Regions from separate parts of the Mus musculus genome. Here region 2 is linked to region 1. A link is a loop called in an ENCODE intact Hi-C map of the cell type or tissue named here. Cell type or tissue: left cerebral cortex. All regions are shown on one strand. Each heading gives the region's core, and the rest is flanking DNA. Links, peaks and the distances in the headings are about the cores only.

Region 1 (5,261 bases), core at 817-4,816:
ACTGGCATGTAAAGTAAATAATAAGTTTTAAAAAAGAATACGGTCTCTATATTACGCAGTAAAAATGTATCCAACGTTCTGAAAGCTTATGCTGTTTTAGTTCTTATGTCTGAATTGACACTGAGGAGCCAAATACTTAACAGTTAAAAGCATGAAGGTGAACTGTCACTATCCTTAATCATTTGACACTGCAAGGACACTCAGTCCAAAACTAACCAGCACATGGCAACTAACTGAAGGAATCAAAACTTTTATACTAAATGGAGCACCTGCTATCTGGAACACCCTGTAACTTCTGACACTTCTGGCCTCTGTAGGCAACCCACACTTATATGCATCTACATAGACACACATGATTAAAAATAAATCTTTAAAAAGAATGCACAAATAATTCCTGATTACAACAGAGAAATGCTAGAACCAATCTAATGCCTGGCAAGCATAAATGGTTAAGCAAGCCCACAGACAGCAGAGTGTTAAGAATAAAATATTCCCATGTCTAACAAATAAAAGAATGGACATTTCATGACTACACGGATATTTAAATGTATGCACATGTAATGGTATTATGTAAAAAAAAAAAAAAAAGAGTAAATCACAAAACTCATTTACAAAGGCGAAGACCATATATCAGAAGTTAGAAGAACATAAATAGGATTTTAGGTTTAATGAACTCATATTTCTCTGTCAGAAAATTAAACATAAAACTTTGTTGTTGTTGTTGTTACTGCTTTTGAGACAAAAGGTCTCTCTACATAGCCCTGTCCTACAGCTCATTATGTAGACAAGGCTGGCCATAAACTAAAGAGATAAACCTGCCTCTGTCTTTGAGTGTTGGGATTAAAGGTGTACCCAGACACCAAAGGCTTATACAACAATTTTAAGGAAACAAAATAGTGAAATCATCAGGCAATCCATACCAAGTTAATGTGGGATGAGGACTTCATAGCAGAAGCTATAAGACTATGCGGTGCTGCACACATTGCATTGAGCTACACCTGCTTCATTCTGCACTCAACCAGTAAAAGACAGTGTTTCTCCTAAGAAATCTGAAATACCTTTCAAGGGAAACACATAAGCAAACATAATTATTCCTGTGTTATAGAGGTGGGGAAAGAACCAGAAATCATATCAACAGCATCAAGGACCTCTCTGCTCACTCTTGTCCCCTCAGGAAATATGGAGTGGTATGTTTATGTTCTCCTGTCCCCAGTTCCTGTATTGAAAAAGTAGACCCTTAGGCAATGGTACTATGAAGGAAAGCCTTTTAGGGATGACCAAGTCCTGGGGACAGAGTTCTCATGAATGGTTTAGTGTTCTCAAAAAATAGGCTAAAGAAGCTCTTTCATCCCTCCCACCACATGAGGCATACATACACATGGACGAGGAAGAAAATGAATCCTCACCAGACCCTAAATCTGTGAGCACCTAAAACTTTGATTTCTCAGCCTCCCAAACTGTGAGGTAAATTTCTGTTTGGAAAAGAGGGAAGGGATGTTTGTAAAGTTACCATCTTGACCGCAGGAATAAAAATTTAAACTGTTTACTAAGCAGAATAGCTCCCTACTGAGAGAAAAGGGAAGATGTCTAAGTCTCCACGCCAGCTAGTTAGAGAAGAGCCTAGGGACATTTGCCCTCTTCCTACTGCTAACGGAGTAGCTGAGAACAAGGACAGCAAGCCAACATCCAGAATATGATCTGTCTTGCCTGTTTCATCCCCACACCTATCTAAGTCAAACCCTCAAAGGATCAGAAACTTCAAAAGGACACTTAAAGACCTTGTGAGACAACACAAATCACCCACAAATCCACTCACACTTCTCTCTAAAGTCCGTGTCCAGTGTCACATCTCTGCTGCTTCTCCAGAAGACTCTAATCCACAAACATTTCCTCATCTATGCTCTCTAGGTATGTGGACCATACCTTTCGTAACATCAGATTTTATTAATAAGCCTCTGTTCTCCAGTGGCTGATGGAGGAGCCAGGAATGTATTTCTCTAAGAAATTACGAATACAACACACATTCACTGTTCATTTACAGACCAAGTACTTGTTTATAAAGGTTGGCTTCTGAAATATTTAACAGAAAAATTCAGTGTGCCTGTAAGACTGGATCTCACTTTAGGTCAGAACTCTCTAGAAGGAGGCAGAAGTTCCTGCTTTTCCGGGTACCACAGTTAATGGACTGTGTGCCTGGGTGAATCTTACCGATTGGTAGGCATTATTGAACCCTCTACGACTTACGTGTCATAGATACACGTTTGTTTCTTTCTAAAACTGTAGTGACCATGTTAACGCCACACAGGATAGCCCACAAACCTAAAGAGAAGCTGCAAAATGCCATGAAAACTTTAATAGCCTCCCTAATACTCTAAAACAACCTCAAAATTCACAACTGTGGTATAGCTAAGAGTCATAAAATAAACACCAGCTTAAAATTTTAGTAAATAAAAAGTGTAAACGTTTTCTTAACCATTATTTGAAGTATTAAAATTAACGGTTTCTGAGAGGCCCTGGATCCTCCAAATGGTTAAGTTTTAGTAACTTTACGAAATAATGGTGTATTGTGATGCTCTACACCTGATACCTAAAAGCTGCTTTCAGCTGGTAAACTGAAAAACGTGTGGGCGGATGGCCTACGAAACCAACATTTTCAAGGCAGGTTCTTTCTCCCGCTCTCTGCTGCTTTTTAAGTGTTTAAAGCCATCGCGGAGAAACCCATTTGGGGGTCTCTTAAAAATTTTATAGCTTAAAAAAAAATTTAAAGGCCAGGGACTAAACTTAACTACAACTAGTCTTTATTAACGCGGTTTTCAAGGAGGGTTAGAATGCGTCACAATCCACAGGTTAAATGATCAACTAGTATTCTTGAAGTTCGGTATCAAAGTCCTAGAGAGAATAAGCCGTCATGACCAGGAGTTCTAGGAAAGTGCAATAAAACAGTGAGCTACGAAATTAAGTTACTGGAAGTTGTCGCTCGGCTGGGAGCGCCCCGTGTGGGCATCGGGTCACCGCGTACCTGCGTGCAGGCCAGTCCAAGGGCGCTCCGCAAGCCGCCGGGGTCCGGGCAAAGCGCCCCGAGCTGCAGCGACGAGCCCGCGGGGACCACCCGGGGTCCGCAGGCCCCCGTCCCGTCGCGGCTCGAAATGCGACCCCACCCACAGCTACGCCCCTTCCCGCTCCTTGACCCCGCTCCTAGACCCCGCTCCCACCGCGGCGCGCAGCCCGACAGGCCTCCCCCACCTTGCACTCGTTGCTCTTCTCTTCGGCGCAGAAGTTGACCGGCGCCAGGCCGGGCAGGTAGAAGGCGCTTCCCGGGCGCGGGCCTGGGACCGTCCCTAGCAGGAGCAGCGACAGCAGCAGCAACCTGGAGCCTTGCGCTGGCGGCGACGCTGGCGGCCTGGAGCTCATGCCGGCGGCTGTGAGAGGCGAGCGGCCGAGCCGAGGGGGACGGCGAGGAAGGAGGGGTCCGGGGCGCTCGGAGATCACCTCAAGGCCCGAGCGCAGAGAAGGCCGGCCCGCAACGGCTAGTTCCGGTTACGCTAGGAGACACCGCGGGCCCCGCGACAGAAACCGAAGCGGGCCTCCACGGAGCATGCGCGGGGCCGCACGCACATGCTCAGTGCCGGCGCCGCAAGCGCAGCGGGCTCTTTCCGGGCGGGGCGGCCAAGAGATCCGCGTTCCGGGATCTGGGTGACTTCCGCCTGCGCGCTTCCGGCACCCACAGTCGGGTTCCAGGTTCCACCGTGGCGCTCCAGAGCGCCGCGCTTCTCGGGCGCACCTCTTCTCTGCCCTCTGTCACCTCATACCCGTCAGTCCGCTCAGGACTGATGAACCAAGTACTTTCTGATGGAGACCGAGTTGGTCGATGAGGCAGAGCTCAGGGGTTACCTAGTTGGGGCCAGGGTAAGGGAACAAATGGAAAGAGCGGTTCGTAAATCTTTAAACAGCTCTTAGAGGTTATTTGCAAGAATAATTCCTAAGCATCGGAAATGCTGGGACATTCTTGTGTGGGAGAAGTGTGCACACAACAAACATATCTTTCAGAAAGTCGAAATGAGATAGATGAGAGAGGGTAGTAAATATAAAGTAGCAATGGCAGGTTGCAATGAAGATACCGGGGCTTAGTTAAGCAAAGCAGTCGTGTTAAGGAAGACTATTACGGCATTATTACTCTTCGACAAGGTGCATAGCTTTTCCCATTGATAATGGGAAATGGTTATGTCTCTGTGTTAGTGCGCAAGCATTATGCTCAAGGAGGAGAAAAGTTTAGCATAAAAAGCCCATGGAGTTTTAGACTTCAACCGAATTCTTCCCCAAGTGCATCATCTTAGAATATAAAACACAGTCCTGGATGACTGTAACCCCCAAATTCAAGAAAAGGCAAATTCAGAAAATAGGTAAATTCAAAAAAGTTTGTAGTCTCATGCTATTAAATTTTTTCTGTGTGCTCATATATTGCTCCCTTCCCCAAAGTTTACAACTAACCAGATTTTCAATGGCTCTAGCACCTACAGAAAGAACTACTGACATACCTAAAAAGAGCTTTAACATCAAAGGTAATTTGTACTGGCTGAGCGTCCTGGCTTTGGAACATTGTGATCTAGCGATGTGCCTCTGGGCATGGGTTCATCACTGGAGAAATGAAAGTTAGAAGAGAAGACAAGGGTGCTCACCCTCTCAAAGAGTGGTAAAGATTAAGTTAAAAAATACTATATCACAAAAAAATAGGTGATATAGTAGTTGTCCCAGGCGGTCCTGACCACTTTTATAACAAAAGGAGGCGTGTCCATCAGCGCACACCATCTCAAATACATGCACATACTGAACTTTGGGCTAAGTCAAGACAACGCCCTTTGTCGAAAAAGGAAGCAGCTGTCTCCAAATATAAAGAGGTAGGATTAACACCCCCCACACACCTTACCTATTTTTCTGATAATACCAAACTAGACCTTCACTGCCGTAGCTCCCGCTCCAACCTTGCCATTACTACTTTTTTCTACCTGTGACAATCTCACTGTCCATAGCTGGCATGCTGCTCGCTGTGCCACTGAGTTCTTTTGGTGGTCTCTAGGCTCCTACCTACCACGCTAGGCCACTCTGTAGGTCTCCCCAGCTTCTACTTGTGCTAAGAGGGATAATGTAGAATGTAGGTGTCCCCCATTTCCACCGCTGCTCCTCGGTGTCTACCAATTTCGGAAACGATCGTGTTTATTGTTCACTGTCTCACTTCCCAGGGCTGCAGGGGCCTGGTCTCTGCA
Region 2 (5,261 bases), core at 396-4,395, 380 kb before region 1:
CTCTCTCTCTCTCTCTCTCTCTCTCTCCACCTTAATTTGAAAGAAAAGGAAATGTACACACAGCAGAGACCTACAGAGATATTTGGAAATTGTGGACTTGCTTTGAGTAACTAAGAGACCTTTTGTTTCTCATTTGGCAAACACTTCAAAATATACTCCTCCCTTAAAGTTACCTCCTGGAAGATATAATTAAAAGGCAAGAACTAAGACAGAAAGTGAACTAGGAATGAGGCATATATAGCTTGGTGAATAAAACAGGTTTGTCAACTTCTTCTTCTTGATGATATGTTATTTTCTAGCTTATGATTTTTTAAAAAAATAGTAAGTAAAATCTAAAGACATCCAAACCAGAATCCAATCATGAACAAAAGTGGGAGGTTTTCTGACATGCTTCCATAATAAAATAAAAAACTCTGTCTATATGTGACTGTGCTTCAGTTCAAAATTTGATTCCAGAAACTGGTGCAAATTCTTACTTTTTTGTGTGGCCACAGGAGGAGGAAAATATGATACATTGGGGGATTTTACAGTAGAGCTGTGTTTAGTTTTAATTTTCCTGCATTTTAAAATAAACACTTTGACCAAAGCATGTTTGATCTTTGCAAGAAGGAAGTATACATTGTGAAGGAATGTGCAGAGGTTGGGTATGAAAATGGGGTTGTGACTCACAGCTGCAGGCAGAGAAAAAAAAAGGCGTTGTAGTGTCAGCCAGAGGTGTTCAGTCTAATAATTCAAGCTGTAAACTGTATCCCCTAAAATTACCTACATAATAAATCATTGTGAGAAGAAAAAAAGTTTAGACTAAAAAGTGTAAGTGAAATAAAATCCTCAGGGGAGTACACTGCTGGGACCTATTACAATGATATGAAATTATTTTGTCCAAAACTTTAAGAATTAGAATAATGCTCAAAATTGCTCTAGCACAGTTGATCCTTCCCCCCCCCCCGCGCATAGATTTCAACACATTTTAATATACCCTACCCCAAAAATGGGTTTCCATTTTTTCCTCTTTTAATCACACAGCCAAACTGTTTTATGAGATTTCCCATCTATTAATACAATTTGGAGGGAGGGGTCAAAATACCTTTGTGTTTAAAAAATCAGTTACAACTAAATTATCATATACACATCGAGAATAAGGAAGACAGACGTCCCTCTGAAATTCCCCTAGGTTCCTGTCTCACGTTTCAGTATTGCTCATAGGTACCAAAGAAAACACTAAATTCATGAGAGCTAGTGAATTAGCTTGCCTATACTCAGTGCTTCACTGGAAAACTCCGACACTGCGGTTGATAAAGCCCGAGCCAAAGCCTACAGGCTTGAGAAATGAGACCATTTGGGGGATAGAATGCACCAGTTTGGAGAGGAGCTATGAAGAGGTTGGGTGCCCAGAGAAAAGATGCAACTGTCAAGAGGAAGTTTAAGGACAAGAACATACAAGTCTTCGAAACAATAAGATTGAGGAAGTCAAGAAACAGGCTTGGCAAAACCATATTGAAACAATTTATTTTATAGGATCCCCCTACATTTCCAGAATTAGTGAGCAGAGCCACTCTGAGAACAAGGACTGTTCTTGACGGCTCTTGCAGCGCTTATGAACACTGAGAAGGAGAAAAGGTAAAGCGAACAAGTCTCTTTCGCCTAAGCATTTCGCAGGAAACTAAAAGGAAGGGACGAGAAATACACAAAAGGCAGGCTGACTCCAGAGAAGTTTGCAATAAAGATTAACTGGAAAAAGGAAGTCCACAGCAATTAAAACCTCTACCCTGGCTCATTAGTATTCGTGGCCGAATGTCCAGTTCTCCTGTTTATCTTTCTCCCAGGATCAATATCCTAGCAGCGTGGGCCTGGGAGGAGCCCGAGTCCGGCCCTGCGTGAGTCTGACCTTTCGCGCCCTCCCTACAGGTCAGAGCATCCTCAGAACCACCGGCCAGCGCGGCACCCGCGCTCATTAAATCCGCCATTCATAGAAGTGCGGGGAGTAGTGGGATGGGGGCGGGGGGGGGAGGCGACAGGCAGGGAAAAGGGGGCTGGAGACAGTGGGCAGACAGAAGTAGCCAACTCCAAAGGATTCAGGAAACCACACAAACCGCTGTGGGCCCACTGGGCCCAGAGGACAAAACAAAGCAAAAAAATCCAGCGCAGTATGCACCAGGGCTGCCTGCATCCAGAAGCTGGCTCTGCTCTAGGGCAGTGGTTTTGTTGGCACCGCAACAGGTTTTGGATTTTTACTGAAAAGTAGCAGTAAAAAGCCCTTTGCTCCCATCAAAGGGAACTCAATGCCCACTTGCAGTCGTACCAGGTCAGGAGTGCTCCAGACCTCTCCAGGCCTTGGAGAAATAGCTCCGAGAGAAGCTTGGAGAAGCTTCAACTACTAAGGTTATCGCTGCTGCTGTTAACATTATTACCATCCCCATCCACCTCCTTCTGTAGAGACGCTGCTCCATTCTGCTCCCCAGGGCCACTGACTTAGCATCTGGGGTTTGGGGGACTGGGAGTGGGGGAAGAAGAGACTAAGGCAAGGGTTATTGGGTGGGCACATAGCTTTTCCATCCCCTTAATAGATGGAGGAAAAACTACTCCCTGCCACCACACACACACACACACACACACACACACACACACACACACACACCAGGAAAGTAGAGAGCGCAGCAGGTGGGTAAGACAATCTAGCCCATCACAGCCCCTGGTAACCGGCCTAGGAATGCCAACTGCAGGTATTCCCCCATCACCCACCCACCCCCACTCCCCCAACCCACCCACCCCGCCGCTGTCCTCATCTCAACCTGTAGATTCAAGAAATGGGCCTCACCTATAAGGTCAGGCAGTGGTCCCTCCAAGGACAATAAGGGGGAGTGAGCAACCGCTTACTGGTCTTGTGCCACCCACGCGCATCTCTGCAGCCCCAGGTCCTTCCCACCCGGGAGTGAACCGGTGGTGGAGAGATTCGGAAGCCACAGGAGGTGAGCATATGAGTGGATGATGTGTATTGGCATGGGAGCGCGAAAGGTGTGTCTGTGTGGGTGAGCGGCAGAGTAAAGGGACTCCCGCAAAGCCTGTCTGAAGGCTGTGTTAAGCCAGGTGGGGCTGGAGAGATGCTGGACCCAAATAGGGAGAGAAGCAGAAAGCTGAAGGAGAGGTCAAGTGTTACCTCTTCAAAAGCGGCTCTGCCCTGAAAACAAAAGGAAAGCGGGCTGGGGGCATGCTTAGTGACCTCAGTGCCCAAAGTTAGCATCTTGCATCTTGTAGAGGCGGGGCAGCAGGAGGACCCTGGCCCGGAATTTCACTGCCAGAGGTTTCCGCAGTGGCCATTCAGAGGCGACAAGGGCCCGTTTACCCCTAGTGACCCCCAGCCTTGACCATGAACTCCGACACTTGGGTTGGGCTGCCCTATAGTTGGCTTTACAGGTGGTCTCATTTGTTAAGTCCTACCCTTATCATCATGGCTGCCTTCCCCTCCTCAGGGACTCAGCGGAATGGGTTGAGGTTTTCTGATACTTGGCCACTCAGATCTAGTCTGGAAAGATCTAGACCACCCCCCCCCATAAAAAAGCCCAGCAACTATCCCCGGAGGGGAGGGGGAAGTGAGAGAGTGGAGGGAAGGAGAATGACATTTCTATGGTCTTAGTTCTGAGCTGCAGGTTAAAAATAGAAACCTTTCATTTTGACTTGTCTGCTGAGGTACTCATGGATGTATGGATGTGGAGCTGCAAATTTCTGGGGCATCAGATTATAATCAACCCACAAGTATTTATCGAGCCCTGCTTGGATCCTGAGAGGAGCTTTCCTTGCATGTTCCTATTTCAACATTTTTAAAAATTAAAAACCTATCTGAAAGTTCAACCAATTCTTAGTGAAGTGTTTGTTATTCTGAGGCCTTTATTTCCTAAACTTTGGAAGTGGGCCTAACATCCCTGGAATTATTTCTGACATGATTTAGGGGATAGTAGGATCTGAGTGTCCAATGCATACTTGGTAAAATCTCTGCCTGTCTCTAGCCTCCTATGCTACCAATGAACTCAACAGTACTCAGACATACTTTCCCTAGACCCACCAACCCAGGCAAGATCAAGTTGGATGGCCCAAGCCTTCCTAGTCTAATGCAGCGATGTAGCAAATAACACAGTGCCTGGAGAAACCCGAGCCCCCGTCCAGCCTGTGAGCTACTCTTGATCTCAGGATTTTGTGCGGAAGAAAAAAAACAAAAAACAAAAAACAAAAAAAACACTTGAGACTGAAAACATCCGTCTGAAAAAGAGACAAAGGGGATAGGGGGTGGGGTGGAGGAAGAGCCAAGGTGCCGGCAGAGGGGAGAGGAAAGGGGTCCCGGGCAGTTAAGGATGGTGTGCGGGTACCAGGGTGGCGTTTTCTCTACTGGAGTCCCGCAGTGTCCCGACTGTAACTGCCTCCCCTCGCCCTTGCCGCAAGCAGAACTGACGCGGCCCCTGAGCTGGGAATAACCTCCTCCCTGCCGGGGACTTCGGAGGACATCACTGAACTGGGAGAAGCTGATACCCATGCCCGTTATCCTTGTGGCCATTAATAATGCAGCGAGGATCACGATAATTAATAATAATAATGATGGGCCTCCCGAGGGAGCTCCAGCTGCCTCCGGATAAAGCGAATCTCGTGGTGAGAGGGACTTATTCTGTGGTGAATGGAGTTGAGCGCGAAGGGAGCAGGCTTCTGTTCACAGAAGTTCAAGTTGACAGCGGTGTGGCAAGCAGAGACACCAGTCCTGACGCCGCAGCGAACCCACAGCGAAGCTCTTGGGCCCTGAGGGAGGCCAGGACCAGCTTCAGCTATGAGGCTCTGGAGTGAAGGCAAGGGCAGGTTAGCTTTCAGGCCTATTCTGAGTTGGGGTGACGGGGAGGGAGGGAGGGAGGGCTCGGACATCTCCACTCACCCACCTAATCCCCACTCTCAACCTCATCACCGCCAGGCTCTCCGACTCAGGCGCCAAACTGCTACACCCTTTAAGTACAGCGATTCTGGCATCTTTGGCACTCTTCGCACATATACTATCTCCCTCTTCTCTCATTAGCCTCCGGAAATTCGGAGGGCCAAGAGAAAAGCCAAACAGAGAAACTGGACCAAGCCGACGGGCTGATAACTCCTGTGGACAAAGCCTAGAGGGGCTAGAAGCCATTTTGCTGGAAAGCCTTTCCCAGGGCCTCCATCGGTTCTAGGGTAGAGTAGGAAAGCACTTTTGGGGGATGGTCTTTCTAGCCCAGACCCCCTGCACGTTGTATTTTTCT

Evidence for each region. Peaks named below come from ENCODE experiments on the same cell type or tissue, not always from the same donor. Only the 100,000 strongest peaks of a DNase experiment are listed, where the experiment ranks them.
Region 2: a loop joins it to region 1, with 2.5 times the contacts of the local background. A loop is called at or near these places in 1 of 42 quality-filtered maps.

The regions. Positions count from the first base shown.
Region 1 is chr14:122,105,418-122,110,678 of GRCm38, reverse strand. Tm9sf2 (transmembrane 9 superfamily member 2) reads right to left here and starts at 3,597. Exons shown (of 17, transcript NM_080556.3): 1 at 3,244-3,597. The coding sequence starts at 3,411. It overlaps A330035P11Rik (RIKEN cDNA A330035P11 gene), which reads left to right and starts at 3,705. Exons shown (of 4, transcript NR_015586.3): 1 at 3,705-4,895; 2 at 5,238-5,261. In left cerebral cortex, for the core only: CTCF peaks have their summits at 3,003 and 3,797; a DNase peak (open chromatin) is centred at 3,640; H3K4me3 peaks cover 2,221 bases; H3K27ac peaks cover 1,382 bases.
Region 2 is chr14:122,482,053-122,487,313 of GRCm38, reverse strand. Gm33769 (a long non-coding RNA gene) reads left to right here and starts at 4,324. Exons shown (of 2, transcript XR_383798.4): 1 at 4,324-4,836. It also overlaps a transcript of Pcca not described here. In left cerebral cortex, for the core only: no CTCF peak of the experiment used is centred there; no DNase peak of the experiment used is centred there; H3K4me3 peaks cover 563 bases; H3K27ac peaks cover 3,133 bases.